2 separate regions of the Homo sapiens genome follow, and region 2 is linked to region 1. A link is a loop called in an ENCODE intact Hi-C map of the cell type or tissue named here. Cell type or tissue: breast epithelium. All regions are shown on one strand. Each heading gives the region's core, and the rest is flanking DNA. Links, peaks and the distances in the headings are about the cores only.

Region 1 (16,102 bases), core at 6,204-8,703:
CCAGTGATCCTCCGGCCTCAGCCTACACAGCAGCTGCGACTACAGTCACGCACCACCACACCTGGCCAATTTTTGTATTTTTTTGTAGAGGTGGGGTTTTACTCTCTTGCCCAGGCTGGTCTTGAACTCCTGGGCTCAAGCAACCCTTCTGCCTTGGCCTTCCAAAGTGCTGGGATTACAGGCATGAGCCACTGTGCTTGGCCTGCCAAGAGCTTTTTTAAAATAATTAATGTATTTATTCAATAATAAAGTCAATCAATAGAACCTACTATTTTACAAATAATGAACAATTGCTGGATTTTAATTAGTTTTTGCATCTGTATGAAGCAATCACGGCTTTTTAGTTACTAGAATATTTTTTAGAAGTTTTAGATTTACAGAGAAAGTGAGCAGATAGAGAATACAGAGCATTTCCATCTTCTTCTCCCCCCAACATACACTTTCCCCTATTATTAACACTTTATATTAGCATGGGTACATTTGTTACAATTAATGAATGAGTATTGAGACATTATTATTCACTAAAGTCCATACTTTATTGAATTTACTTTGTTTTTCCCTAATGCCCTTTTTCTGTCCCAGAGTGTTCTACAAAATGCCACATCACCTTTAATTGTCACGTCCCCTTTGGCTCCTCTTGGCTGTGACAGCTTGTCCGACTTTGTTTTTGATGACCTCTGCAGTTGTGAGGAGTACTGATCAGGTATTTTGCAGAACGCCCCTCAATTGGGATTGGTATTTTCTTCTCTCATTAGACTAGGTTTATGGGTTTTGGGGAAGAAGGCCACAGAGGTGAGGTGCTGTTCTCATCACACTATATCAGGGCAGGTAGTATCCATATGACTTATCACCATCAATACTGGCCTTGAGCATCTGGCTGCGGTAGTGTTTGTCGGTTTCTCCACTGTGAGGTGGCTCTCCTCCTCACACCCCTAATCAGTACTGCACTCTTTGAAAAAAAGCCACATCTATGGAGTGGGACGTTATGCTTCATTTTCCTGAGGGCAAAGTGCCTACATAAATTATCTGGAATTTTTGCATGGGAGATTCATGTATTTTCCTAATTTATTTGTTATTCCCTGATTTTTTTTTAAGGTGGGATATTTGTGAGTGCGGAATCCATTTCTTTCTATTATTCTACTCTTTCTATTCATTCGTTGACCAAATTTGGCAAGTTATATTTTACTAGGAATTTTTCTATTTCATTAAAGATTCCAAATTTATTGACATAAAACTTGTTTGTAGCATTCCCTTACCAATCTAAAAATCTCTACTGAGTATGTAAACATGCCTCCTTCTCATTCTAAATTTGCTTGTTTGCTTATTTGTAACTTGTTTTTCTCTTTTGCTGCTCAATCTTGCAGGAGGGTGGGATGGGGTTAGTCTATTTTATTTTATTGTTTATTTATTTATTTATGACAGAATCTTACCCTGTCGCCCAGGCTGGAGTGCAGTGGTGCGATCTCAGCTCACTGCAACCTCAGTCTCCTGGGTTCAAGCGGTTCTCCTGCCTCAGCCTCCAGAGTAGCTAGGACTACAGGTGCCCGCCACCACTCCTGGCTAATTTTTTAATTTTTGGTAGAGACAGGGTTTCGCCATGTTGGCCATGCTACCCTGGAACTCCTGACCTCAGGTGATCTGCCTGCCTCAGCTTCCCACAGTGCTGGGATTATAGGCATGAGCCACTACAGCCAGCCTGATTAGCCTATTTTAATAGTTCCTGTGAAGAACTAGCTTTGGTTTGGTTGATTGTCTCTATTGTTTGTTTATTCATTACTGTTTGCTCTAATCTGTCTAATTTTATTCCTCCTACTTTCTTTGGGGTTTGTTCTGTTGTGTTGTCCTCTTCCTAATTTATAGGGTTTACTTGTACTCTTTCATATTTTTACATAAATTCCATAAAGTATAAATTCCCTCTATATCCCATTAGTATTTTCCACAGGTTTTAAAAAATGCAGTTTTTCATGAACTCAGCCCATTCCATGGTGTAAGTGTACCACATTTTCTTTATCAAACCCACCATCCTTTACCACACCGGATAAGGAAAATGTGGTACATATACACCATGGAATACTATGCAGCCATAAAAAGAATGAAACTATGTCCTTTGGAGCAACACGGATGCAGTTGGAGGCCATTATCCTAAGTGAACTAATGCAGAAACAGAAAACCAAATACTGCATGTTTTCATTTACAAGTGGTAGCTAAACTTTGGGTACTGTTGGCCATAAAGATGGGAACCACAGAGACTAGGGACTACTAGAGGGGAGAGAGAGGAAGGAGGGCAAGGGCTGAAAACTACTACTGGGTACCATGCTTATTTCGGGGGTGATGAGCAAGCATAAGCCAAGCCTCAGCATCACACAACGCACCTTTGTAACAAACCCTTGATTCTAAAAGCTGAAAAAGAAAAAAGATGCAGTTTTTGTTGTTAAGTTAGAAATATTTCAAAACTTTCATTGTATGTCTCTGTTGAGTCAATAATATTTAGCAGTATGAGTTTACGTTTCTAGATATACGTGTTTCAAAAACAGATCTTTATTATTGATTTCTAATTTTAAAATATTATGATCAGATGTCATGGTTTGTATTTTTTTTTTTTTGAAGTAGGTGAGGACTTTGTGACCTTATTAGGCATCAAATATTCTAAAATTTTCTTTTTCTTTTTCTTTCTTTTTTTTTTTTTTTTTGAGATGGAGTCTGGCTCTGTCGCCCACGTTGGAGTGCAGTGGCGCAGTCTCGGCTCTGCCTCCCGGGTTCACGCCATTCTCCTGCCTCAGCCTCCCGAGTAGCTGGGACTACAGGCGCCCACCACCACACCCAGCTAATTTTTTGTATTTTTAGTAGAGATGGGGTTTCACTGTGTTAGCCAAGATGGTCTCGATCTCCTGACCTCGTGATCTGCCTGCCTCAGCCTCCCAAAGTGCTGGGATTACAGGCGTGAGCCACCGCGCCCGGCCTTTTCTAAAATTTTCTAAAAAGTTTCCTGTATGCTTGAAAATAATGTATATTTCCAATTTTGTTTTTTCTTTTTTTATTTTTTGAGCCAGGGTCTAACTCTGTCACCCAGGCTGGAGTGCAGTGGCGTGGTCATGGCTCACTGCAGCCTCGACCTCCTGGGCTCAAGCAATCCTCCCACTTCAGCCCCCTCCTTCCCAAGTAGCTGGGTCTATAGGTGCACCATCATGCCTGGCCAGTTTTCGTGTGTGTGTTTGGTTTTTTTATTTTTATTTTTTTTAATTCTTGGTAGAGGCAAGGTCTTGCTATGTTGCCCAGGCTGTTCTCAAACTCCTGGGCTGAAGCAATCCCCTGCTCTTGGCCTCCCAAAGTGCTAGGTATTTTCAGTTTTGGAGCGTATGTTTCTATATACATTATTCGATTAGGCCAGATATTCCCAAACTTTCTCTGCTCACGTCACCCTTAGTGACTCAGTAATTATTTGTGTGGTACCCCTAGACCAAAAGAAATACCTAATGGTTTTGTTTATTAAGTAGTTAGATCCAAGTGACTTCATTAGTATTTGCATCCTAACAACTTGTAGCTGTTTGAAAAAATAATACATGTACAGTAATTGAAAGAAAAAATATTTTTAGCTTCTTACATAACTACAATTGCCTCTTCATGAGATGTATGTGTGTGTTGGGTACTGTACCACTTCTCAACTCTTGGAAGCAGATTGGAGGCTCCTGCCACGCTCGTTTCTTGTTCCATCGTGATTTTCCCAGGCTACTTACTGTTTATCACAGCAATGGCTGAAAATCCAGCTTCACAAAAATATGAAATTATGAAAAGAATGTAGTGTGATCTGATGTTGAAACTATGAGCTCTCAAACTCAAAGCTTGCGTGGTTCCTGACCAGATGTTTTGTGCAGCTCTTTCCCTGGAAACTTAAAGTCTTCTGCAGCTGAAGTCTCCGGCAGCTTCCCATGACTCCAGCTCGGCACTCTGGGGTGCCTCAGTGTGGAGTCTGGGAACCTTCGGATTGGCTCTGAATGCCATTGTTCCATCATTCTATAATTTAATTAATTATACATTTGATCTTTTAGTTTCTCATTTATGGCGTCTTAAAATCTCCCGTTATAGTTGAGGATTTGTGAATTTCTTCTTGTAATTTATGTTAGCTTTTGCTTTATGATTTCAAGGCTCTATAATTTGATATATTATGTCATTAGGTAACCCTGATGAGTTTCTTCTGTTATTATTAGGTAGTGTCCCTCTAACTCTCTTAATAATTTTTTTTGTCCTATCTTCTATTTTTCTGGTATTGGTATAGTGACACATACTTTCTTTTGATTCGTATGTGATAGACAGCTTTCCATTAATTTATTTTCAATCTTTCCATGGTGGTTTCTTTTAAGGTTTGCCTTTTGTAAGTAATGTACAGGTGGATTTGAAAAACAACACAAACCGAAGGGTTTTTGTTGTTGTTGCTGTTTTGAGAGAGTCTCTGTCATCCAGGCTAGATTGCAGTAGTGTGATCATAGCTCACTGCAGCCTCCAACTCCTGGGCTCAAGCCATCCTTCCAAGTAACTGGGACTACAGGAGTGTGCCACCACTCGCAGCTAATTTTTTTTTTTTTTTTTTGAGATGGGGTCTTGCTATGCTGCCTAGGCTTGTCTCAAACTCTTGGCTTCAAATGATCCTCTCTCCTCGGCCTCCCAAAGCACTGGGATTACAGGTGTTTCAGTGTTTTAATAGGTGGATTTAGTCCATTTATAATGATCTGTGTTTTGTCCAACTTCTTATTTTGGTGGTGCACCTCATCCTGTATCGTCTGAGACCCAGACTCCTGGGATCCGTGCTCATGGAGACCCATTTCACCCAAGAAATAGGCAATGAGAAGGACAATGTAGGATGGTGACTTCCTCCAATGGCCTTGGTGTCAGTGGTTGAAAGGGGACTGAGGAATATCTCTCTCTCTCTCTCAGTAGGCATCTTTATACTGCTCAGTCAGGAAAATAGTTGCCTGGAATCAGGCATGCTTGCCCAAGGGGTGGTCCAGCATAAGGAAAAGAACTCTGGATAAAGAACCGGAAAGCTGCCAAATGGCAGCTGTGAGTCCCGCCAGGTTTCCTCATGGAGCCAGGCCCCCTCGCCTGGTTGGTGGGCAGGCTGTGGGGAGAGGCGCTCCATCCAGGGGTTTGCCTGTGGTGGCTTCCTGGTCATTAGGGCTGACCTGCCAGCACACAGACCATCCAGCCCTTGTTTCCCTCCTGGTTTTCCTCCTTGATTCCTGCTGTTTCTTTTGATAGGGTCTCCTGCAGAATGTGGAAGGGGCCAGAAGGTGGAGGGCAACACAGATCTGTTGGCTTTGCTAGGCTGGCATAATGCTGGGAATGGGCTAAGCAGGCGAAGGAGGAAGTGGAAGCCTTTCATAAAAATCACTTGGGTTGTCCGGGCTCGCTGGCTCATACCTGTAATTCCAGCACTTTGGGAGGCTGAGGCAGGCGGATCACTTGAAGCCAGGAGTTCAAGACCAGCCTGGAGAACATAGCAAGATCTTGTCTACAAAAAAAATTGTTAAAAATCACCTGGGTTTTCTTCAAATTTGGTTTCTTTATGGTTGCATTAGCAGCTTTTTGCGTGGAGTGTCCAGGTCAGCTGTCAGGCTTGGACTGATGCGGGCTGCAGGAGCAGATAGAGTTAACGGTTTGCACTTCCAGGGTGATGCACCACAACTACTTCCACAGCTGGACTGTCAAGACTTTCCAGACCCAGGAAAGTGTGTCAGCTTTGAAGACTCATGTCCTTGGGCACAAAAAGTCTAAAACATGTACTAAGTTGTTCATACAACTTAGTTTGGGAAGGATCTAGCAGGTACCTGTCTGTATGTCTTCAATATCTTTCAGAGGCCTGAAATCCTATTATTCTTGTTTCCTCCTTATAGATTTTTGATTTCTAAGGGACTCATTTAGGACATACACATCCTCAGCCTGCAGCAGCTGGTCATTTTAGAGGGATGCCAGTGGCCGAAGGCAGGGCCATGATGGGAATGGAAGGCTGGATGATGGAGACACAGAAGTGGGAGAGTGGGCGAGGTAAACTGTGCCTACCTCACAGTTTTGTTGAAGGCTGGTCCTGGTGTTATTTTACATCATGTAGGGTACTTCCCACTATGTCAACACAAAGCAGTTCTGAGACACATAGCCGGGGGAGTAAGTGCAGGAGCCAGCCTGATGGGGGCTGGCAGATTCTTGGTGGCCTGGCAGGCATGAGACTTACCAGGAAGGGGCCCTGCCCTGCCCTGAAGTGTGCTTTGCAGGGCAAGACTCTGGGACAGCACAGCATTGCCCAAGTAGACGCTGATCATGCCCAGGGAGGGGTGTCTTCTACAGTGAACAGTAGCTCTCCTCCAAGATGTGCAGGGTGATGGGCTTGATTCTAGACCCTTCTCACAGCCCTGTCTGGTCCTACTGTTTGCTTTGACATTGACAGAACCCTGTGGTTCTAGGAAACTGGTGTGCAGTGGTGAGGGCTTAGGACCTGTCCCAAACCAGCTCCTGCCTCTCATATTAATATGGTTGATGGGATCCCACCTGGTCTCACACCGCCCCTGTCAGGGCCTGACTTGCAGCGGGAGGGCTGGGGCCTCAGGCCATAAGTCCCCTTGGCAGGCAACCCTCGATCTGTTGGTCCATTTGGTGGCGGAAGGTGCAGTTTCAGGGTGTATTTGAATGACCCTAGCAATGATCCTAACATGCTTCCGTTTCCTTTCATCTTGGTCCTGCATCACTGTGCCTTGAGCAAGCTGTTAGACTGGTTTGAAGAGGCAGTTCCAGAATAGTTAGCATAATCCCAGGCCCAGGTATGTTCACTGATGAGAAAGTGGGTGAAAGGTCCCAGGAGGCTCATTACCTCCAGTAACTGTGGAGAATCCAGCCTTGCCCGGCCCTCCCAGCCAGTGGCGATGGGAAGGCTGCAAAACCTTTGAGTTTCTACCTGGATCTTCAGCTTTCCTTTCATGTTTTTGGTCTCATCTTTTTACTGTTGCCTTAATATATATGTGTTTCTGATTTTTTTCTTTTTCTTTCTAACAATGGAGATCAAAGTCAATGTTTCTGTTTTTTTTTTTTTTTCCTAATGGTGGAAACATTTTCTTTCTTGTATTGTCTCACTCTTCATTCTCAATCCTCTAGGTTCACTTTCCTGCTGTTCTTTTTTTTGTGGAGCATTTGCTTTTGCGCATGTTCCAAGCCCCCTGTCCGCATGCTTGGAACTAGTGTGTGCTGTAGACAGGGATGTTGTGTCTCAATCAACCCATCAATGTCTGCTTGTGGCACCGAAACTTCTGCTAGAAGATACTGGTTAGGATTTAGATATGCTGATGGGACATTTCCCCAGAGGCTCTGGAATTGTGAAAGAAGTATTAAACTCCTTTTCTGTTAGACCTCACTGTGTTTTTGAAACGTTTATGGTCTTGTTCTTAGCGGAGGAAAGGAGGAAAGGGAAAACTCCAGAAGCCATCAAAGGCTTCCCAGTGAGGCTGGCATTAGGGCTGTTGGACAGCAAGGCCTCTGCTCTAGCACTGACGCTTCTGCAGCTGTCAAAGGGAAAGGATCCTACAGGAATCATTTCACTGTGAAAAACTGAGTTTGCTGAGGGCTTGCTGTGCATGCTAGGCCTGCAGTAGACAGTGTGCAGTTTAGGAGAGAAATTGAGGTAGTCCTTAGCCATGTTGGCAGGACAGGGTAATGTAGAAAGGAGCAGACCCCAAACGCAGGACAACTGTCATGCGGGAGAAGAGCACTTTTCTTTGCTTTTCTTTTTTTTTCTTTTTTTTTTTTTTTGAGATGGAGCCTCGCTCTGTCACCAGGCTGGAGTACAGTGGCACGATCTCCACTCACTGCAACCTCCACCTCTCTGGTTCAAGTGATTCCCCTGCTTCACCCTCCTGAGTAGCTGGGACTACAGATGCACACCACCACGGCCAGTTATTTTATTTATTTATTTTTAGTAGAGGTGGGGTTTCACCATGTTGGTCAGGCTGGTCTTGAACTCCTGGCCTCAAGTGATCCACCTGCCTCGGCCTCCCAAAGTGCTGGGATTACAGGCATGAGCCACCATGCCCAGCCAGAAGAGCATTTTCTTACTCCGCACTAAGGGTGGATGAGGCTCAGCACGGGGCCTCCTCCACAGACCTATGGCAGGACCCAGGCTGAAGGGCACTTCCATCTTCAATATCTGGCTTCCAAGGTTGCCTCAGAGAGCACCTTCCACCCAGCTGGCTGGAGGAGAAGGGCCTGTGAAGGGCAGGCATGGAGGCTCTCCTCAGGCCAGGCCTAGAAGGGGCCTGTACAAGCACTATTCAAATTCACTGGCTAGGAGGTAGTCCTTAGCTGGATCTGATGGCAATAGATGCTGGAAATCAGTTCCAGCTGTGGACCCAGGGAGCTGAAAACATGAATTTCGTCTGGTAACTGGCAGTGTGCCCTGTCCCAGTTAAGGAATGAGTTGTGGTTCTAAAGTGAAACTATGGATGATTTATATTGGTTTCTGTATATTTACCCGTATTTTTCAAAGTCCATTATTACATGTATTATTTTTATAATCGGAAAAAAGAAAATAGGCTTTATTTAAAAAAACATAATCCTGGACTTTGGAACTTAGAACATTATTATTTTGTTCCACAGAAAGAGTTGAAGTTGCTGTTTGAATCCCCAGGCAGAGTTAGAAAAGCCTATATAATCCACAAAGTAGTTGAAATGTGCCAATCGAATTAATTTTTAACTCTGCCATGTTTCTCTTGGGATTTACAGCTAAATATGAAGCCAACCTGAAACCTGTGCTCCAGCAGCAGGGCGATAAGGCAGGGGCAAGGAGGTGAGGGAGAAGGGAGGAGGTAGGGAGGAAGGGTGGAGGAGAGGAGGGGGAAGAGAGGAGGAGGGAGAAGGGGGGAGGAGGGGAGAAGGGTTTACTCCTCTCCAGGGCTGGCTGAGGATGCCCTATGCAGAGGGGCTTCCTGCTCCTCCCAAGTTGCTGCTGTCCACTTTATGTCACCTGAAGTGCCCTCAGAGTGGCTGTACCTTGCCCAGGCATGCCCACTTTCTACAGTTATCCATCCTCCAAGACTCCTGCTTATTTTCTCCAAACAAAGTGCCTCTTCTTTCACTGACTTCACCTAGAGGTTGTGGGGAAAACCCTCTTTAAATTATTCGGAGAGAGAGAGAGAGGAGGCCACTTAGACTTCTCAGAAGACCTGCGATTTTCAAAAAGAAAAATTAGTAAGCCAGATGCCTCTGTCATTGGTAGAACTGGAGGCAGGGTGACCGAGTCAGCATTCTCAGAGGGTACTGGGGCAGATGTTTTTGGTTGAGGCCCCATACCTGGATCAATACCTCCAGGCACTCCCTGCCTTTCCTAGCTTCCTGCTGCCTCCATTTCTTAGAGCCCCCAGTTGATCCCGGCAGCTCCGGGGCACAGACAGGAGTGCTCTTCAGGTGTTCCGTGTGCCCTGCGCTTCCCAGTCTCTCTTCCAGTTATGCGAAGCCTTGGGACAAGTAGAGGCTGTAGGCGGTGAGCGGAAGTGCGGTGCTGGCCTGGCTGGAGGCTGTCAAGAGGAAGTGTGAGTCCTGGGCACAAGCTTCCTTCCAGCTGTGTGGCTACAAGTGAAGATTGGGGGTGGCAGGGCTGCTGGAGGAGCAGGAGCTGCCAAGGAGGCCGTTCTGACCCACGGCCAGGTGTGAGGTGAGTGAGGAAGACCCGAATTTGGGTTGCTCTTCTTCTTCTTTTTTTTTTTTTTTAGAGATGGAGTCTCGCTCTGTCACCTGGGCTGGAGTGCAGAGGCACGATCTCGGCTCACTGCGACCTCTGCCTCCCGGGTTCAAGCAATTCTCCTGCCTCAGCCTCCTGATGAGATTACAGGCGTGTGCCACCACTCCCGGCTACTTCTTGTATTTTTTCTAGTAGAGACAGGGTTTCACCATGTTGGCCAGGCTGGTCTCAAACTCCTGACCTCAAATGTTCCACCCGCCTTGGCCTCCCAAAGTGCTGGGATGACAGGTGTGAGCCACCGCGCCCAGCCTGGGTTGCACTTCTAACACTTTGGGATTTACCTGTGACCATGTAGTCTAGCTTCTCCCAACTAACAGGCTCATGGAATGGGGAGGGGCCCTGACTGGAGTGGAGGAATGGAAAAGAGAGGGCTTTTGTAGGCCTAAGGCAGGAGTCACCTTTGAAGATGCTCTCCTTGTTGTGATACTTAACCTGAGGAAGGCTGGTGATGCCACTCATGAGGGAGCTGTTGAGGATGACATCATCATCATCATCATCATCATCATATTGGTTTGTGAGCAGAGAAATAATGTGGACAGACTTATTCAGCTTTGGGGCAAGGTATGCTTAGAGAGAAGAAAGAAAATAGAGCTGAGACTTTAGCTAAAAGGCAAGAAAATTTATCTTACTTCAATAAATTAGCTTCTAGGTGAAGACATGAGGATTGTTAATATAATGAAATATTAAAATACAAAAAAATGTACAAATATTGAGTGAGCCATACAGAATACAATAGACATTTGGTGAAAGAAAGACTACCATAGGCTGGGAGCCCAGAGAAGAGGAAAGTTTTCACAGAAGAGTGGGAATAGGAGACAGCCTTCTAAGACAGGCCAAATTTAGAAAGAGGAAAAGAAGAGAAGTGGGCCTTCTGGGTGGAAGGATTGACCTGTGCAGATTTTGAGCTAGAAAATCGTGTTAGACTAGTTTGACTGGAGTGTACTCTTTGGGAAAAGGCATGTTACCTGAAGGTAAGACTTCAGAACACTACAGAGAGCCTCAAATGCCACTGAATTACCTTTCAACTTTATCTTGCAAGATTCCTATGTCAATGGAATAGTGGATAAGTGGCAACAACCTAGATGCCCATCAGTCAGGGACTGGCTAAATATGTTGTGGTGCTTGCATACCATGACACACCATGCAGCAGTTATGAAGACCAAGTTGGACCTACATGCACTCACATGGAAAGCTCTCCAAGACATTGTCAAGGGAAAACACATCAGGATAGGTCACATCACTGTGAGGAGCAGGTGCACACTCCCAGCTGCGATGCTCCATATTCCTGAATGTACGTCTGTAGAAACACACACAGATGTGTCTGAATGCATCCTCCTTCGAAAAGAAAACACATAAACTCATGACAGTTGTTAATGTGTGGGCAAAGGCATGTGCTTGACCACAGTCCTGCCTGCTCGGAAGGGTGGGAGCCTTGTCCTTGGAGAATTCTGAAGGGAATGAAGCTGAACCAGGTTCCTCCCTGGTCACCTGAGCCTGCTGCTGTCCCCAGGCCCAGCTTGAACTGGATTTCAGCCTTAGTTATCAAGTAGGTGGACCTACATTGGACTTTCTCTCTTCCCTATCAATTAAAATGCATTTAAGGCAGTAAATGCCCTTGCAAAGATAAAGAGATCTCCCTATGGCCTAAAATTATTTCTCACTGAGTAATATTTCCAGCCAAGACATAGACATCCCTTTGAGAGAGATATTTTAACATTTCCCTGTATGAGAATATCTTTAAAACCTTCATTGGATTAAACAATCAAGAAAAATCTGAAGTGGCCAGTAACATTAAAATACATTTATTAAAACTACAGGATATTGCAGGATCTGGCCAGCAGCCCACAGTGCAACGGGGCTTTTTCTTTGTTCCCAGGCGGATCGGCAGGTTGAGAAATAAAAGACACACACAAGATAGTGAAAGCTGGGTCCAGGGGGGTCACCGCCTTCTGGTCCTGCAATGCCGCCAATGCACTGGATATACCAGCATTTATTACTAAGTTTAGTGAGGGTGGGGGTCAGTTAGTGAGGGATTTAGGGTCGTTTGATTATGAGGTGAAATGGTCAAATGGGGATGAAGCAATTCTTTAACATAACATTGGTATGCAGAAGTACAGTATGCAGAGATGAGAATTTACAATATAGTGTGTGCGTCAGCAATTTCTAACAGAGCCTTAAAACAGAAACACAGTCTATCCATAACCTATGATTAGCCAATATTAATCAGCAGTAACAGTTGCAGCAAAAGCTGGTTGCAAACAATCCATAGAAACAGGACGTGAAGCTAGACAACCAGTTAGACCAAAAATTCTCAGAAGGGAGTATGCCTTAACCCTAAAGAGACCTGGAAGAGCTGTGGCAAGATGAGGGCATTTATAACCCTATCTTATCCATATGAACCGGTGCCCCTCATGTGTCTGTTTATAGGCTCTCCACAAGGGTTGCATTCCATTCCCAGAGCTATGAACATCTGCTTTTCTGGGATAGGAATCTTGGTGATGTGAAACCTCCCTGACTGCACGTCCATTCATAGGCTCTCTAGGGGGGAAGCACATCACGCTGTTGGCTCGTTCTGGCAGCCCAAACTGGCATTGTCTTTACACAATCCTGCAGGCAATTTTGTATTTACGATAATCAGGGGCATTTTATCTTTTATTCCGTAGCAATAGTTTCAGGGGGTCTCCCTACAACAGGACAATGAAAATATTGAAAAAAAAAAAAAAAAAAGACCATGCTGGGTGCAGTGGTTCATGCCTGTAATCCCAGCACTTTGGAAGGCTGAGATGGGAGGATGGCTTGAGCCCAGGAGTTCAAGACCAGCCTGGGCAACATGGAAAAACCCCATCCCTACAAAAAAAAAAAATTAGCTGGGCATGGTGGTGCATGCCTGTCCCAGTTACTGAGCTGGACCTGAGTCCCAGCTACTCAGGAGGCTGAGGTGGGAGGATCACTTGAGCCCAGGAGGCAGAGGTTTCAGTGAGCCGAGATCATGCCACTGCACTCCAGTCTGGGTGACAGAATGAGACTTTGTCTCAAAAAATAAAAATTAAATAACAATAATAAAAGAAAGATCAAAAATTATTTAGAACATACTGTATGGGAAACATGAATCATTCAATAAACGGTATAAGAAAAAATAGCTGTAGAATAAGCTAATTTTGATTCTCACCTCACTTCTGCTCAAACATATTTCAGATATGTTAAAATCACTATCAAAATACAACATAGCAAGCAAAATAAATCCAGAATTTTATTCAAAATAAAAAGAGCAATAGAGTTTATCTGAGGAGTGCAAAAAAAATCTTCAATGTAATCCATCACACTGGCAAATTAAAAGAAAAAATCATATTGTTATATCAGTAGATTTAGAAAATTCACTCAAATATCCCAACTCTGCTTATGATAAATAATCTTTAATTTATTAAAAGTGTATTGCCTCAAAACCTATAGCAAACTTCACACTGAATAGTGAAATCTTAAAAGAGGCTCATTAAAATCAGACACAAACATCCCTGTTATCACCTCCACAGTTTAATATTACACTGGGGATTCTGGCCGATGTAAAATTTATACTGTCAGATGAAATATCTATAAGGAAAATCCAAGAGAATCTCATTATGAACTGTAACTACTATTAAGTGAGCTCAACAGTTTGTTGGATAGATCCTTTACAAATTCAACAATAAAAGATATTTGGAAAATCCCCAAATGTTTTAAAATTAAGTAACACATTTCTTATATAACCATGGGTAAAAGAAGACATCACAAGAGAAATTAGAAAGTATTTTGTACCAATAAAAATGAAAATAAAAACATATCATTTGTCACAAAAATGTACATGAAATGTATATGCTGTATTATAGCAAATAATACAGCATATTAAAATCAGAATCAGTGACTCCATAGCACTTGGGTTTGAGGTCGAGTTGGGAACCATGTGCGGTGATGGAGACATTCTGTATTGTGACTGAGGTGCTGGGCCATATGGGTGTATATATTTGTCAAAACTCACCTGGCTCAGTGTGGTGGCTCATGCCTGAAATCCCAACACTTTGGGAGTCCAAGGCAGGAGGACTGTTTGAGTCCAGGAGTTTGAGACCAGCCTGGGCAACATAGTGACACCTTGTCTCTACAAAAAATAGAAAAAATTAGCTTAGCTGGGCATGGTGGCATGCACCTGTAGTCCCAGCCACTCGGGAGGCTGAGGCAGGAGGATTGCTTAAGCCTGGGAGGTTGAGGCTACAGTGAGCTGTGTTTGCAGCACTATACTCCAGAAAGGGTTCTTGAATCTCATGCAAGAAAGAATTCAGAGCGAGCCCATAGAGTAAAGCGAAAGCAACTTATTGGAAAAGTAAAGGAATAAAGAATGGCTACTCCATAAGGCAGAGCAGCCCCGAGGGCTGCTGGTTACCCATTTTTACAGTTATTTCTTGGTTATATGCTAAATAAGGGGTAGATTATTCATGCCTTCCCCTTTTAGACCATATGGTGTAACTTCATGACATTGCCATGGCATTTGTAAACTGTCATGGCGCTGGGGGGAGTGTAGCAGTGAGGATGGCCAGAGGTCACTCTCATGGCCATCTTGGTGTTGATGGGTTTTAGCTGGCTTCTTTACTGCAAACTGTTTTATCAGCAGGGTCTTTATAACCTGTATCTTGTACTGATCTCCTATTTCATCCTGTGACTTAGAATGCCTTAACTGTCTGGGAATCCAGCCAAGTAGGTCTTGGCCTCATTTTACCCAGCCCTTATTCAAGATAGAGTTGCTCTGGTTCACATGCCTCTGACAGTTGTGTAATTCAGTTGGTTATAATGAAGAGGAAATTATAATAGTCTTTGTAGAGATGGGTCTTTGATACTTAAAAGTACACTAATACAAAACTAAATAGTCAAATCAATATTTTATTACAAATATTTGACTTTTAATGCATGAAGTTTTTAAACTTTAACATTCTATCATCTGTCTTTAACATTCTTCAGATTGATAGCTCAGAAGTTCAACTCTTTCTCTTGTGAAAAGGCAAGGCCTTGAATGGTAGCTTTCTTCTTTACCTTTTGTTGTCTGCTGTTACTTTTATTAACTGTCTAAAATAAGTGAGATAATTTTCTTGAAAATTGGCAAATAAAATATCTTTTGAAACTGCCTTTTTATTCTGCATGCTTTTTATATCTCTATCTTTATTTGTGTCATGGGGAAGTGATATTTTACTACCAAACTACATGAAAGAGCTCTAATCAAGTAACTTAAAAAATGTTAAGTGCTTATCAGATTGGTAGAAGCTAGCTCAGATGCCTTTTAATTCACATGACTTGGTAATCTTCGGTAAAATAAACTTGGTAAATTTAATCTTAAAACTCTCCCCAGTAATTTAAAATTTTAAAGTCATGTTAAAAACCTGTTTTTTTCCCCCACTGGAAATTTGGGTTACTAAAATTTAAAATAGTTGGAGCGTAAAATATGCTTTTGGCAAAATTTTATAAAACACAAGGATGTCAATTTTCAAAAAAATGTAAGTTTTTTGGTTAAGAAACTAAGAGTAGCTTTATAATGAAAGAGAATTATACAGATAAAACTAAATGGATTAAAAAAGAAAGCAAGCCAGGGCAACAAAAGTTAAATCTGAACCCTGTGGTAAAGCCAAGTAATCATTAAAAACCAGAGGGCATAATGTAAATTGTTCCATTTTGTAGACTGGTATCATTCGGCTTCTTTAAAAAATCTTTAGTGGATTGTAAAAGCCACCACTTTTAAGGACAAAATTATTCATTTTAAATGCTACAGAATTTAAGAGCGTGTTTGGATTAATACAGGACCCACAGCTCACTACTGAACAATCACTGATGAGTATATGTGATCCAAATGAACAGAAGGTTATTCCTGAGAAAAGAATCAGCCTAGTGGACTGGATAAATCCAGTAAGGTCTGTTTGCCCTGAGAAGGGGACTGCCCAACTCTCTCTATAAAATACCAAGTGAAGCACCCCAGGTGAAGCATTAACATGCTTCATATGCAAGCCATGTTGGACTGGCTTTATGATAACTGAGGTATCTTCCCACCAAATATGCCTACTACTCAAGGTCATGGTAAATTTGGGGGTTAAGGGGCCCCCTTTTACATGAGTGCCCCTTGCACAGAATCATAGGACTGTTTAAGAAGCCTTATCCAATTTGCTGTCCCTCACAGGTCTTACAGACACAACTCCCTGCTGGGAACCCAAACTCTTTTCACCAGAAAAGGTAAAATAGACTGGGGGTGTAAAAGGGTTCCTGGGACCCGAACATAAAAACATAGAGTTTAATAGAATTATACAATTTATGATGTTTAAA
Region 2 (16,102 bases), core at 9,045-11,544, 54 kb after region 1:
ACTCCACCCGCCCCACACACACACCCTGGGGCTCTAGACTGACATGAAGAGCTGCTTGGAGTCTGGGCAGAGCCACTGCTCAAGCCAATGTGGATCTCTGAGCACCCCAGCACCAGCTGCCACAGCCCGGCCAACAAGGTAGGCCAGGCTCTGTCATGTGCCCCTAGGATAGGGGCCATATCCATGATGCTGGGGAGCAGACAGACTGCAGGCCTTGCCTCCACTGCACCTTGCCAGGCAAGGCCCACTGGCCTGGGCCTCCATCGCAGCCATCCACCCCCGACCTGAGCACTCCGGCTGGTCACAGCCCTCATTGCTCTGGGATGGAGCTCCCAGAGGTAACCAACAGGCCCTCTGCACTGCTGCAGCCTGTGCCCCTACTGCCCTCAGGCTGGAGAGGGAGTAAAAAGCCCCGACAGCTGTCATGGGCCTCCAGCATGCCACAGCTGCCATATGGAAAGGCAGCCAGACAGTTTTCCACATGGGTCCCTGGCCCTGCTGCTCCTCACTGCGCAGGGTGCCTCCTGGCTTGGGCCCCCAGCACTACTCCTGCCTGATCACTTCAGTTGGTGATGGCTCTGTGTTTCTCTGGGATGGAGCTCCCAAAGACAACTGACAGGCCTCTGCCATTGCTGCCACCACAGTACCCGCCCTTGCTTCCCCCAGGCTAGGGAGGGAACAAAGAGCCTGATTACTTTCTCACAGCATCCTACAGAGAGGAGGCCAGGCTATCTTCAGGGTTGGGTTGCCTGACCTTCCTGCTCTTCAGGCAGGGCCCCCAGCTTGGGCCCAGCAGCACAGCTGCCCCAACCCTGGCTGATCACCCCAATTGGCTGTGGTTTTGCATTTGTCTGGGATAGAGTCCCCAGAGGCAACTGATAGGCCCCCTGTCATTACCACTGCCGGGGTCCCTATCCCTGCTGTCCCTAAGCTGAGGAGGGAACAAAAAGCCTGAGCTTTCCCTGGGGCTGCAGTGTTGAAGCCTGGGAGTGCCAAGGCGAGATCTGTAGCACACATTAGAGCAGGAGAGGAGCCCACACTCTCAGCGTACTGAGAGGGCTGAGTTACATGAACCTGTGGGCTACCACAGCAGTGGGCATGTCTCCCTCTGCAGGGCCAGCTGACTGGGAAAGGGGTGGCCTATCTCCCTACCACAGCCTCTGTGTGAGAGAGCGCACCTGCCAAAAGAAACATGGGCACAGTGCCATTGGTTGGAAGGGGCTTCCCCAGTGCCCAGGAGCGGACCTGACGAGGTGGTCACCTCTCTTCCCACTGTACTGCAGAGCACAGCCGGAAACACCAGGAAATACAAAGGAGCCATGTGGCTAAGCTCTATCTACCAACCATTACTCTTATGTGCCATCTACTGGAAGTCAACCTAAATTACAAAAATAGTTTGCTAATATACCTTCCTATAAAACCAAGGTGAGAATTCAGCCACAAATAAAGACCGTGCACAGAACCTTGGCCCTCAGAAAAATGCAGCCAACTGACTATACTCAACTTACGCCACAGTTAAAGGAATACCAACTCTCTCAGATGAGAAAGAATTGGCACAATAACTCTGGCAATTCAAAGAGCCAGTGTCCCCTTACCTCCAAATGAGTCCACTAGCTCCCTAGCAATGGTTCTTAACCAGTTGGAAATGACTGAAATGACAGACGTAGAATACAGAATCTGGGTGGCAAGGAAGCTCATCAAGATTCAGAAGAAAATTGAAAACTAATCCAAAGATTAGTGGTCCTAGATAAAGATAAAGGGATCCAAGAGCGGAAAGAAGAAATAGCCATTTTAAGAAAGAACCAAGCTGAACTTCTATAGCTGAAAAATTCACTATAAGAATTATATAATACAATTGAAAGTATTAACTACAGAACAGACCAAGCTGAAGAAAGAATCTCAGAGCTTTTCTAACCAACTCAGACAAAAATAAAGAATTTTTAAAAATGAGCAAAACTTGATGGAAATATGGGATTATGTAAAGAGACCAAAGCTATGACTCATTGGCATTCCTGAGAGAAAAAGAGAGAGAATAAACAATTTGGAAAATATATTTGAAAATACTATTCATGTAACTTTCCCTAATTTTGCTAGAAAGGTTGACATGCAAATCCAAGAAATAAAGAGAACCCAGGCTAGATACTATATAAGATGATCATCCTCAAGGCACATAGTCAGCAGATTCACCAAGGTCAATGCAAAAGGAAAAAATCTTGAAGGAAAAAGAAGAGAAGGGCCAGGTTATGCACATGGGGAAGCCCATCAGGCTAGCAGCAGAACTTTCAGCAGAAACCTTACAAGCCAGAAGAGATTGGGGATCTGTTTTCAGTGCCCTTAAAGAAAATAAATTCCAATTAAGAATTTTATATCTCACCAAAAAGCTTCATAAGTGATGGAGAAATAAAATCCTCAGAGAAACAAACACTGAGGGAATTCATTTCAACTAGACCAGCCTTGTAAGAGATCCTTTAAAAAGTGTTAAACATGGAATTGAAAGAACCTGCTACCACAAAAACACATTTAAGCACATAGCCCATAGGCAAAACAGAGCAACCACACAAACAAGTCTATACAACAACCAGCTAACAACATGATGACAGGATGAAAATCTCACATATCAATACTAACCCTGAATGTAAATGGGCTAAACACCCCACTTAAAATGCAAAAAATGACAGGCTGGATTAAAAGACAAGACTCAACCATCTGCTGTCTTCAAGAAACCCATCTGACTCCTAATGACATCCACAGGCTGAAAGTAAAGGGATAAAGAAAGATCTGTCATGCAAATAGAGAACAAAAAAGACAAGGAGTCGCTATTCTTATGTTAAATAAAACATAACTTTATATATATATATTTTTTTTTCATTAATTAATTAATTTTTTTTGAGACGGAGTCTCGCTCTGTCACCCAGGCTGGAGTTCAGTGGCGCGATCTTGGCTTACTGCAAGCTCTGCCTCCTGGGTTCATGCCATTCTCCTGCCTCAGCCTCCTGAGTAGCTGGGACTACAGGTGCTCATCACCATGCCCAGCTAATTTTTTTGTATTTTTAGTAGAGACGGGGTTTCACCATGTTAGCCAGGATGGTCTCGATCTCCTGACCTCGTGATCTGCCCACCTCAGCCTACTAAAATGCTGGCAGTAGAGGTGTGAGCCACCACTCCTGGACAAATAAAACATATTTTTCACCAATAAAAATTAAGGACAAAGAAGGGCATTCCTTATAGAATGATAAAGGGCACAATCCAACCAGAAGACTTAGCCTAAATATGTACACACCCAACATTGGAGCACCCAAATTCATAAAACAAGTTTTTCTTGGCCTACAAAAAGATTTAGACACACAATAACAGCAGGAGACTTCAACAACCCACTGACAGCAATAGACAGATCACTGAGGCAGAAAACTAACAAACTCCGTACTTGCACTTGACAGTTGACCAATTGGACCTGATAGACATCTACAGAACACTTTGTCCAACAAACACAGAAGATACATTCTCATGTGCACACAGAACATATTCTAAGATCAGCCACATGCTTGGCCACAAAGCAAGCCTCAATAAATTCAAAAAGTTTGAAATCATACCAAGCACACACTCTGACCACAGTGAGACAAAAATAGAAATCAGTATCAAGAAGATCTCTCAAAACTACATAAATACATGGAAATTACATAATTTGCTCCTGAATAACTCCTGGGTGAAAATCTTAATTAAGGCAGAAATTAAAAAAATCTTTGCAATTAATGAAAATAGGGACACAACATACCAGAATCTCTGGGATGCAGCTAAAGCAGTGTTAAGAGGAAAGTTTATAGCACTAAATGCCTTCATCAAGAAGTTAGAAATATCTCAAATTAACATTCCTACTTTGCACTTAAGGGAACTAGAAAAAAAGAATAAACTGATCCCAAAGCTGGCAGAAGAGAAATAACTAAAATTAGAAAAGCACTAAATGAAGTGCTTTTTGAAGTGCTGTTTTTTTTTGAGACTAGATGCAAAAATCCACACAAAAGATCAATGAAACCAATAATTAGTTTTTCAAAAAATATGCAAGATGGATAGTGTGATAGCTAAACAAAGAAAAAAAGAGAAGGGCCAAATAAGTACAATCATAAATGACAAAGATGACATTACAACCAATCCCACAGAAATACAAAAGATCCTCAGAGAATACTATAAACAACTCTATGCACACAAATTAGATAATCTAGAGGAAATGGATAAATTCCTGGAAACATACAATCTCCCAAGATTGAACTAGAAAGAGACTGAAACCTTAAATAGACAAATATCAAGTTCAGAAATCAAATCATCAATAAAAAATCTACCAACAAGGAAAAGCCCTGGACCAGATGAAGCCACAGCTGAATTCGACCAGATGTACAAAGAACTGAGGCTGGGCGCGGTGGCTCACCCCTGTAATCCCAGCACTTTGGGAGGCCATGGCATGCAGATCACAAGGTCAGGAGATAGAGACCATCCTGGCCAACATGGTGAAACCCCGTCTCTACTAAAAATACAAAAACTAAAAATTAGCCAGGCGTGGTGGTGAGCACCTGTTGTTCCAGCTACTCGGGAGGCTGAAGCGAGAGAATGGCGTGAACCTGGGAGGCAGAGCTTGCAGTGAGCCAAGATCTCACCACTGCACTCTAGCCTGGGTGACACAGTGAGACTCTGTCTAAAAAAAAAAAAAAAAAGAACTGGTACTAGTTCTATTGAAACTATTCCGAAGAACTAAGGATGAGGGGCTCCTCCCTAACTCAGTCTATGAAGCCAGCATCAGCCTAATACCAAAATCTGGCAGAGAAACACACAAAAAGAAAACTTCAGGCCAATTACTCTGATCAACATAGACACAAAAATTCTTAACCAAATACTAGGAAACAGAATCCAGCAGCACATCAGTAAGTTAATACACCACAATCAAGAAGGCTTCAGTCCAGGGATGCAAGGCTGATTCAACATATGCAAATCAATAAATGTGATTCACCACATAAACAGAACTAAAAGCAAAAACCATATCATCATCTCAATAGATGCAGAAACGGCTTTTGATAAAATCCAACATCCCTTCACATTAAAAACCTCAACAGACTAGGCATCAAGGGAACATACCTCAAAATAATAAGAGCCATCTATGACAAACTCACAGCCACCAACCTACTGAATGGGCAAAAGCTGGAACCAATCCCCATGAGAAAAGGAACAAGACAATGATGCCCAGTGTCACCACTCCTATTCAACATAGCACTGGAAGTCCTACCTAGAGAACTCAGGCAGGAGAAAGAAAGAATAGGCATCCAAAAAGGAAAAGAAGTCAAACTATCTCTCTTTGCTGATGATATGATTCTATACCCAGAAAACCAAAGACTCTGCCAAAAGGCTACTAGAACTGATAAACAACTTTAGCAAAGTTTCAGGATAAAAAAATCACTGTATAAAAATCAACATCATTTCTATACACCAATAATGTCCAGGCTGAGAGTTAAATCAAGAACAGAATCCCATTTACAGTAGCCACAAAGAAAATGAAATACCTAGGAATACAGCTACCAAAGGATGTGAAAGATCTCTACAAGAACTATAAAACACTGCGGAAAGAAATCGGAGATAACACAATTAAATGGAAAAACTTTCCATGCTCATGGATTGGAAGAATCAGTATCATTCAAATGACCATACTGCCCAAAGCAATTGACAGGTTCAGTGCTATTTCTATCAAACTACCAATGTCATTCTTCACAGAATTAGAAAAAAAGTATTCTAAAATTCATATGAAACCAAAAGCCTCAATAGCCAAAGCAAATCTAAGCAAATGGGCAAAGCCAGAGGCTTCAAACTATAAGGCTATAGTACCCAAAACAGCATGGTACTGGTACAAAGGCAGACATATAGACCAATGGAACAGAATAGAAAACCCAGAATAAAGCCTTACACTTATAACCACCTGATACTGCAAGGCTGACAAAAACAAGCAATAGGGGAAGGACTCCCTATTCAATAAATGGTGTTGGGGTAACTGGCTAGCAATATGCAGAATAATGATACTGGACCCATACCTTTCATCATATATAAAAATTAACTGGAGATAGATTAAAAATTTAAATGTAAGACCTCAAGTGATAAAAATCCTAGAAGAAAACCTCAGAAATGCCCTTCTTGACATTGGCCTTGGGAAAGATTTTTTTTTTTTTTTTTTGAGATGGAGTCTCGCTCTGTCTCCCAGGCTGGAGTGTACTGGGGTGATCTCAGCTCACTGCAAGCTCCACCTCCTGGATTCACACCATTCTCCTGCCTCAGCCTCCTGAGTAGCTGGGACTACAGGCGCCGCCACCACGCCCGGCTAATTTTTTGTATTTTTAGTAGAGACAGGGTTTCGCCCTGTTAGCCAGGATGGTCTCGATCTCCTGACCTCGTGATCCACCCGCCTCAGCCTCCCAAAGTGCTGGGATTACAAGTGTGAGCCACCGCGCCTGGTTGGGAAAGAATTTTTAACTAAGTCCCCAAAAGCAATTGCAATAACAACAAAGATTGACAAGTCAGACCTAATAAAACTAAAGCGCTTTGGCACAGCAAGAGAAATGATCGACAGAGCAAACAGATAACCCACAGAACAGGAGGAAACATTTGCAAACTATGCATCCAACAAAGGTCCAATATCCAGAATCTATAAGGAACTTACACAAATCCACACACAGAAACCAAATAGCCACATTAAAAATGTGGAAAGAACATGACACATACTTCTCAAAAGAAGACATACAAGTGACCAATGAGCATCTGAAAAAATGTTTCACGTCACGGATTGTCAGAGAAGTGCAAATCAAAACCACAGTGAGATACCCTCTCACACTAGTCAGAATGGAGATTAATAAAAACTCAAAAACAACAGATGCTGGCAAGGCTGCAGAGAAAAGGGAACGTTTATACATTGTTGGTGGGAGTGTAAATTAGTTCAGCCACTGTGGAAAGCAGTCTGGAGATTTCTCAAAGAACTTAAAACGAGCTACCATTTGACCCAGCAACCCCATTATTGGATATATACCCAATGGAAAAAAGACCATTCTACCAAAAGACACACACACTGATATGTTCATTGCTGTGCTATTCACAATAGTAAAGATATGGAATCAACCTAGGTGCCCATCAGTGGTGGATTGGATAGAGAAAATGTGGTACATATACACGATGGAATTCTACACAGCCATAAAAATGAGTGAAATCATGTCTTTTGCAGCAACATAGATGGAGCTGGAGGCCATTATCCTAAGCAAATTAATGCAGGAACAGAAAACCAAATACCACATATTCTCACTTATGAGAGCTAAACAACAGGTACCCTTGGACATACGGATGGGAACAATAGACACTGTGGACTACTAGAGGGGGATGGAGGGAGAAGGGTGCGGGTTGAAAAACTACCTATTGGGTACTATGCTCACTACCGGGGTGCAATATACTGATGTAACAAACTTGCACACATTCCCCCTGTATTTAAAATTAAAGTTAAAATTTTAAGACATGAGTATCATTCTGATCTAAGTTTCTTGAGTTGTTCAAAGAATCATTCATTTTGCATTCTAAGAAAGCAATACCCAAAGAGGCCTTAAATGAGTTTTCTTTGAATAAGCGAAAGCAGAATAGTGTGACAACTCATAATTTCCAGAAATTTTGGTGGGTCTTGGAGGTCTGGGGAAGAGAAACCTTAATGGTAATCTCCTTATTTCAAAAAGGGAAATTCTTAAAATAAAAAAGGGGGTTTCCTTCCTTCCTGTATTTCTGGTACTGAAAAAGACAGATCTTAATCTTCACTGAGCCAGCTAAGTATTTTCCTCCCTATTCACCTAAACCCAGGACATAATATGCCCTCTGTAGATTGTGGCTGTGTGAATTTTAAAGGAAATAGTGTAACCTATGTTGTGCCTACATGTTTCTGTCATATGAATGGCAGGGCATAATATTAACATGAAAGGAATTTGAAAGCACGTTCTATGATCTTTTCCTCAAAGCAGGAGCCAGGTCAGGGGGAGTAAAGGAAAAAGGCCTTAGCTGGGCTGCTGCATGGGCAGTCGGAACGTTTTTGGAATATTTAGAGGAGAAAAAATCACCTGCAGCGAGGTGGCTCACCAGTCTAGTGGGGCTCTTGGCTCCTGGCAGGTTGCTGCCTTCCGTGCCCACCATGGCTCAGGGCTCTACTCTCATCTGTGCCATTCTGGTACCCACAGCCCTTAGAGCAAGTATTTTTCTATTTCCACTCAAAAATTAAAAAGCTCTATGGCAAACTCCCGACACTGAGCTGCTGATTTGGGTGGCCCGAGCGGTTAGTGTGTTGGTTAGAAAGTTGCTATGCCGGACAGGATTGCCCTGGACTCTCAAACTGTATTTTCATGGACCGCTTCTTTTTTTAGTCCTTTCTGTAGAGTGCCAGGTTTTTCAGGAATGAGTATACCGTGTTTTAGCAGTGACACTTGTCTTATTAGTTGTTACCTTTCATTTCCTGATGAACTCATCTTGGTCTAGATTGTTGAGGGCCTTGACAATAAAAGGAAAATCATTCAAATAAGAATAATTTCAATAAGGCCAAGATAGAATGTTTTCAAGGACAATCATGGCCTGAAGATACAGTGGCAATAAAGGTGTTTTGAATAAAGTAACACCCACAGACTGGGCGTGGTGGCTCATGCCTCAATACCAGCAATTTGGGAGGCTGAGGCAGGCAGATTGCTTGAGTTCAGGAATTTGAGCTCAGCCTAGGCAACAACGGCAAAACCTCGTGTCTACTAAAAACACAAAAAATTAGCTGGGTGTGCTGGCATGCGCCTATAGTCCCAGCTACTTGGGAGGCTGAGGTGGGAGAATCACCTGAGCCTGGGAGGTTGAGGCTGCAGTGAACCAAGATCACACCACTGCATTCCAGTCTCAACAACCAGAGTGAGATGCTGTCTCAAGAAATAAAAAATACAAATAAAAAAATTTGTTAAAAAAAAAAAGTAGCACCCAGCACCAAAGAGGAAATAATAATGATTTCCTGTAGACATAAGGCTAACCAGTGTTTATAATGAAAAGATAACCTCCCTTCAGAGTCCTCCCAAGCTTAGGTGAATTGTGAGCAGGTGTAGTGAATTTCAAAATAATACACCTAGATTACTCTAAGAACAAATATTTCTTTTGATTTCACTTACAGTTTTAAACAAAAGCAGAAGTTACCAGAGATTACTTATCTTCATATTTACCACAATCTTCTTACCCCAACCCCCATGTCTGTGTGTGATTAAAGGAAGCTTGTCAAGTAAGCTACCTATTTAGTGCTCAGAATGAGAGACTGTGTGTGTGTTGGGAGTTGGGGGACTGCTTGTGTGAAACACTTCTCTCTTCTGGATTTAAAACTTAGTCTTTGTTGCCAATCTGTTAACAGACAGTTTGTAAATGAAGTGGAAGAAAAAATATAAATTAGCTTTCTAATAAATCTGAAATTACAAATGTGAACCAAAGCAGGGAATAAATACTTGACCAAAAATATGTAAGTGGGTGTTGGGGAATCACAATTTTTAAATATCTCAAGTTTTTGCTATGAAAGTTCTATTTCAAAGTTCTTCAAAATGATGCCTGATGTTCCTGCATACTGTGTTCCCAATTTATGTAAATACAAGATGGAAACTGTGAAGTATGTGCCTTCAAAAAAGAAGAAAAACACTGACATTTTATCTATATATATTTAATAGATTTATGAAGAACATATATAAACATATATAAATATAGATACATCATCAAGGAAGACTTAGGACATATGAACATGCACATGGCAGGGGTTGGAAAGAACATTAATTCTTTCCCAGAAGGGGAAGGGGAAACTATACTTAATCGGATCCAGCTACGTCATTGGAAGTCATTTCTCGCCAAAAAGTATCTCCACGGCAAATTCTGGTGGATAAATTTTCCATGCTTTTTGTTGATGTGGATTATCCAATTCATTTCTTGGTAGATAAAGCCTAAGAATAGAAAAAAAATTATTACATTTTATATTGGGGCTCACCGAAAAGCCACGCAGTTGGATACCCACGTTAGTTAGAGCTGGAAGAAACAAAAAAAGAAACTCACCGTGAATAGAACCTCAGCCCCTTTTTTGTGTCTCAGTTGGCTCCTTCCACCTTTTTGGTGAGACTTAAAAATACTTTAATCTTCAGCAACACATCAGTAACACATGCTGACTCTCTTAGCATTGCTTTATATGGCATTAATGACTTCCAAGTTTAATAAAATATCTAAATTTCTCTCTGTGACAGAAATCAGTCAGGATAGACATGAATGAAAACCCAGTAATAAAATACTATATCTCTTTTAATTTATGTGTGAGGTTGCAATTTTTTGAATTTTTACAATCAGACCTTGGAAATGACCTTGAGCAGTAGGATATAACTCCCACATGCTGAGCATTCCAATAATGGAACACTAGGCATAAATTGGTTAACCCACTTATGCCTAGTGTTCTAAATGATAGAAGTTAGCATTTTTGGCTAAACAACAATCTCATAACTAACAAAAACAGCTTTACCAAGTAATATGTAAATTTAAATGTTAAAGAAATCTTTAGAAATTTATATAAAAGTAAGAATAAAAGTGATCTAGCTTATCACTTCTCCAAAATGAACATAGTGTTTTAAAGGAAAAAGACTGTATCCTTTAGCAAGAACCACTTTCGAGGAGCAGCATCAAATGAAGCTACATCCAGGTCTCACTTTTTGAGGGACTTTGCTCATGTTAGAAGAAAAAGTTTAATGTTTGTATGCATCCAAAAAAAAAACTTGTAAAAATTTCCGTCAAATCCAAAGTTCACTCTATCAAAATCCATTAAATGTTTTGCATTGCAAGTATGTAGACCAGAGGTTTAATTTCCTGTTGCCTTGCTGGACTTAAGGAGTTATTCGATCCAGTTCACATTTGAAGAAAAGATTAGGACTGGATGTAACAATAACTATCAATTCATGCCACATATAATCATAGCCACTTCTTCAATTCTGACCTAAATCATTTAAAAAATATTTTGTCCTTTTGTATTGAAGAGTATGGTTGATACAAAAAAAAAATCCCAATTTTTCACCATCACAAAACAAATGCTACTTATAGTGGAGAACTTCTAGACTGAGAAATGCATTTCCAAATATGGTAGGTTTTTTTGGAACAATAATCTCCAAACCCAATTAATAATTTTTCAGAAAGATTTCCCAATTCAGTTATTAGAAAGCCACATTTAAATGGCTATTTAAATAGACCATTACTTAATGATATTTCTTAGCTGTATTCCTTAATACTGTGTCTTGTAACTTCTCCTAGATTTAAGTGTGTCTGTCAGCTTTTCATCTAGCTGAAGCCTCCCTAGGTCCTGCCTTACTTTAGCACAAAATTTGGTGGTGGTTCGTCACTGGTAAATCAGCACCTACCGACAGAGACCTGATATATTGAAGGTGCTGAGCAGACAGCCTAATGGCTGTTTCTATGGGTTTATATTATATTCATACCTGTTATTTTGAATAAAAGATGTGTTGAACCAGAAGAAAAATGAACAATTGTCATAGTATTTAGGAAGATTCTAAAAAGAAAAAAAATTTCAAAGTAAAACTGATACCAAGAACTAATCATTCCAAAGAAATTAAAGTTCCTTCCTTTATTCCTTTTTATATTTATCAAACAATTATAACCATTAAATATGTGGCACTCTGCAATCTATAATACACTCAAGACACAAAGGAGGAGGCTTTAAGAAAATGCTATTGCATTCTCTTGCTGTTTCTATCAAAATTTTCAAGGAATAGTATTTTTTCCATGATAGGTATTTAATTTAAATGCTGCTATTTGAATCTGGTTTAGATAGTGCCAAACAGACTCTACTAAGGACCTATGCCTATATATACCCAACTAGATTGTAGTGAATTCTTATAATTTTTTTGTTGCCTCAGCATCCCTTTTAAATATAAATTGGACTTTCTGATATCAGAAGCAGGGTTCAGTCACCCTCAGCAGTTTCCAGTTCATCTCCCAGTTTCTCCATGTGACTGATCCCGATATCTGCCTTATACAACCTTCCCCTGGTGACCACTTTATTATGGGACAGCTAGATATAACCTACTTGACTCCCCCCATAGGCCCCCATACTCTGCAGGGACCACGTGGATATATCAGTGACCACCTCTCAGTCACAGTAGAGACTCATGGCTGCTTGTGTTAAACCAAATTAGACCTCCCCACAGGAAACCTGCTCAGGTACCACCTTACATCCCAATAAAGGCTTCCACTCTCAGGTCCCTCCCTGTCTCTCGCTATTGCTCCCACCCATCAGTCGAGCACAGGTCTCCTGGATGGCTCCCCCTTCCAGTTGGCCCTGCGAAGTGTGCTGCCCTCTTCTCTCTGGAATTAATAAAAAACTGTTTTGGTTATTTCATGTGTTGTATTGTGCTACCTCCTCTGTGTTTCACCTAGCTGAGTCACCCAAACCTAACTCTCTTTCCAGTCAGTGCTCCCAGCTACTCGGGAGGCTGAGGTGGGAGGATTGCTTGAGCCCAGGAGGTTGAAGCTACAGTTAGCTATGATCATGCCACTGCACTCCAGCCTGGGTGACAGAGTGAGACTCTGTCTCAACTTCTTAATTTTTTAAAAAAGATGCAAAACAAAATGTAATCATTGCTATGCAGTAAAACATACCTTTGGGTTTTTTTTTTTTTTTTTTTAGCATCTTGGCTTTTACTTTTTTTGTGTTTATTTTGTATTTTTGTGTTTACATGTATTTGAGAATACATGTAAATTTAGAAAAATTTAGAAAATTTACAATTTAGAAAAAAACAAATGAACAAAAATTATTCAAATTACATATGTTCTTTTAAAAAAATTTGTTATAGATCTGATTTATTGTTTTCCTCCCCCTCCCCCTCCCTTGTTGGGAATTGTAGTAAAGCAAATCTTAAATAAAATCATTAGACCAGACAAGAACAATGGCAGAGGCTATTTTGTGATTACTCACCGAAGAGAAAAACTGCACTTTCACATCATCGTACAGAGATGGACTGTCATATACATTAGTTAATACACCAGCTGTTTCAATGTCATGCAGTATCTGTGAATGAACACATGGAATTGAGAACTACAAACCTAGATAACGATAACAAAAGGTCCTTTTCACTTATCATGACTTCCTATATTTATCAAGTACTTTTGGTCTCACAGCCCAATCACTACATGCATAAATAATTATTAATAATCTTTTCTAGTTGCAATACTGTTGTCTGTGTGTGTGTGTGTGTGTGTGTGTGTGTGTGTGTGTGTGTGTTTTCGTTTGTTTTTTGTTTTTTGAGACAGAGTCTCACTGTCACCCAGGCTGGAGTGCAGTGGCGTGATCTCGGCTCACGGCAACCTCTGTCTCCCAGGTTCAAGTGATTGTTGTGCCTCAGCCTCCCGAGTAGCTGGGACTATAGGCACATGCCATCATACCCAGCTAATTTTTGAATTTTTAGTAGAGATGGGGTTTCACTATATTAGCCAGGCTGGTCTCAAACTCCTGGCTTCAAGTGATCTGCCTGCCTGGGCCTCCCAAAGTGCTGGATCACAGGCATGAGCCACTGCACCCGGCCTGTTGTTTATGTCTTTTAAAGGCCAACATGTTTGAGGGTTATCATGAACCACTTTTCTTTTTTTTTTTTTTTGAGACAGAGTCTCATTCTGTCAGCAGGCTGGAGTGCAGTGGCATGATCTCGGCTCGCTACAACTTCCACCTCCCGGGTTCAATTGATTCTCCAGCCTCAACCTCCCAAGTAGCTGGGACTACAGGCACGTGCCACCACGCCCAACTAATTCTTGTATTTTTAGTAGAGACGGGCTTTCACCATGTTGGCCAGGATGGTCTCAATCTCTTGACCTCGTGATCCACCCACCCTGGCCTCCCAAAGTGCTGGGATTACAGGCATGAGCCACTGTGCCTGGCCATGAGGCACTTTTCAAAAGTGCCACACTTTTAAAAAGTATTGAATTTTCTATTAGACTTTAATCAATTAAATATTATCATTTAATGTGTGTCATTTGATTTTCATGTGTTAGGGCCTTTTTTGAGAATATATTAAGAAGCTCAATTTTAAAGCTAGCATTGACATTCAAAAAGCAATGTGTAACTCATCATGGTTTTATATTTCCTAAATTTAAAAAATAAGAACGGGGGTCTGCAATACTTGGGGGTTGGGCCCGCATGCCCCTCCCAAGGGAGAGGGAGAGTGGGGTCCCCCTGCTCATCATGTTTTATCAGAACTCTTGTGTTTGTCAATGGGATCTTTGAACTTGACCAATGCAGGCTGCTGGATGGAGTAACCAAAGATAGCTCAAGTTATGGTATGAATGACTTTGAGGCTATACTATTTCTTTGACTCACTCTCATATAAATAAAGGCACCCACAATAAGAAAGGTCTATGCTAGGCCCTGTAGAAAACACAAAAGGAGGTGCAGACTCAGTTGGCCCCTTTTGGGAGCTGTACACATAAGAAACAATAGTAGAATGGGACATAACATAATCTGTATGATAAAGACTGGGCGTGCTGTTATGCACTATTGGGGGCTAGTTAACAGAAGGTACAGAATGCAAAAATTTCATTAAGGAGGTAGAAATTGAATTGGGCATGAAGCAGTTTAGATAAAGGAAGAAGAGCTCTGAAAATAGACTCTAGTCCAAACGGAGGGAAAAAGACCAGCAATAATGCAAAGTAGAAATTAGAAAAATGGGCCAGGCATGGTGGCTCATGCCTGTAATCCTAGCACTTTGTGAGGCTGAGGTGGGCAGATCACCTGAGGTCGGGAGTTTGAGACCAGCCTTGAAGGGGTGGCCTGCCCCTCCACACCTGTGGGTGTTTCTCCTTTGGTGGGATGAGAGACTGAGAAAACAAAGAGACACAGAGACAAAGTATAGAGAAAGAAAAGTGGGCCCAGGGGACCAGCGCTCAGCAAAGGGAGGACCCACGCTGGCACCAGTTTCTGAGTCCCCTCAGTATTGATCATTATCTCTACCATCTCAGAGAGGGGGATGTGGCAGGACAATAGGGTAATAGTGGGGAGAGAGAGGGTCAGCAGGAAAACATGTGAACAAATGTCTCTGTATCATAAACAAGGTTAAGAAAAAGGTGTTGTGCTTTGATATGCACATACATAAACATCTCGGTGCATTAAAGAGCAGTATTGCTGCCAGCATGTCTCACCTCCAGCCCTAAGGCAGTTTTCTCCTATCTCAGTAGATGGAATATACGATCAGGTTTTACACCAAGACATTCCATTGCCCAGGGAGGGGCAGGAGACAGACGCCTTCCTCTTATCTCAACTGCAAAGAGGTCTTCCTCTTTCACTAATCCTCCTCAGCACAGACCATTTATGGGTGTCGGGCTGGGGACGGTCAGAACTTTCCCTTCCCACGAGGCCATATTTCAGACTATCACCTGGGGAGAAACCTTGGGCAATACATGGCTTTCCTAGGCAGAGGTTCCTGCCGCCTTCCACAGTGTTTTGTGTCCCTGGGTACTTGAGATTAGGGAGTGGTGATGACTTTTAACAAGCATGCTGCCTTCAAGCATTTGTTTAACAAAGCACATCATGCATAGCCCTAAATCCATTAAACCTTGAGTCAACACAGCACGTTTCTGCCAGCACAGCATCTCAAGGCAGAAGAATTTTTCTTAGTACAGAACAAAATGGAATCTCTTATGTCTACTTCTTTCTACGTAGACACAGTAACAGTCTGATGTCTCTTTCTTTTCCCCACAAGCCTGACCAACACGGAGAAACCCCATCTCTACTAAAAATACAAAATTAGCCAGGCGTGGTAGTGCATGCCTGTAATCCCAGCTACTTGGGAGGCTGAGGCAGGAGAATCGCTTGAACCCAGGAGGCAGAGGTTGTGGTGAGCCGAGATTGTGCCAATGCACTCCAGCCTGGGCAACAAGAGCAAAACTCTGTCTCAAAAACAAAAAGAAAAGAAAAAAAATTGGAAAAACAACAACAAACAATATCAGGCAGTGTGGCTCATGTTTATAATCCCAGCACATTGCGAGGCTGAGGTGGACGCGTTGCTTGAGC

Evidence for each region. A loop is a pair of places that touch in the nucleus more often than their neighbours do. Peaks named below come from ENCODE experiments on the same cell type or tissue, not always from the same donor. Only the 100,000 strongest peaks of a DNase experiment are listed, where the experiment ranks them.
Region 2: a loop joins it to region 1, with 33 times the contacts of the local background. A loop is called at or near these places in 1 of 110 quality-filtered maps.

What each region holds. Positions count from the first base shown.
Region 1 is chr13:24,642,635-24,658,736 of GRCh38, reverse strand. No RefSeq gene overlaps it. Among named protein-coding and RNA genes, the nearest start is that of ATP12A, 30 kb to the left of the region's middle. In breast epithelium, for the core only: no CTCF peak of the experiment used is centred there; no DNase peak of the experiment used is centred there; H3K27ac peaks cover 376 bases.
Region 2 is chr13:24,591,280-24,607,381 of GRCh38, reverse strand. It overlaps the pseudogene TPTE2P6. Among named protein-coding and RNA genes, the nearest start is that of ATP12A, 81 kb to the left of the region's middle. In breast epithelium, for the core only: no CTCF peak of the experiment used is centred there; no DNase peak of the experiment used is centred there.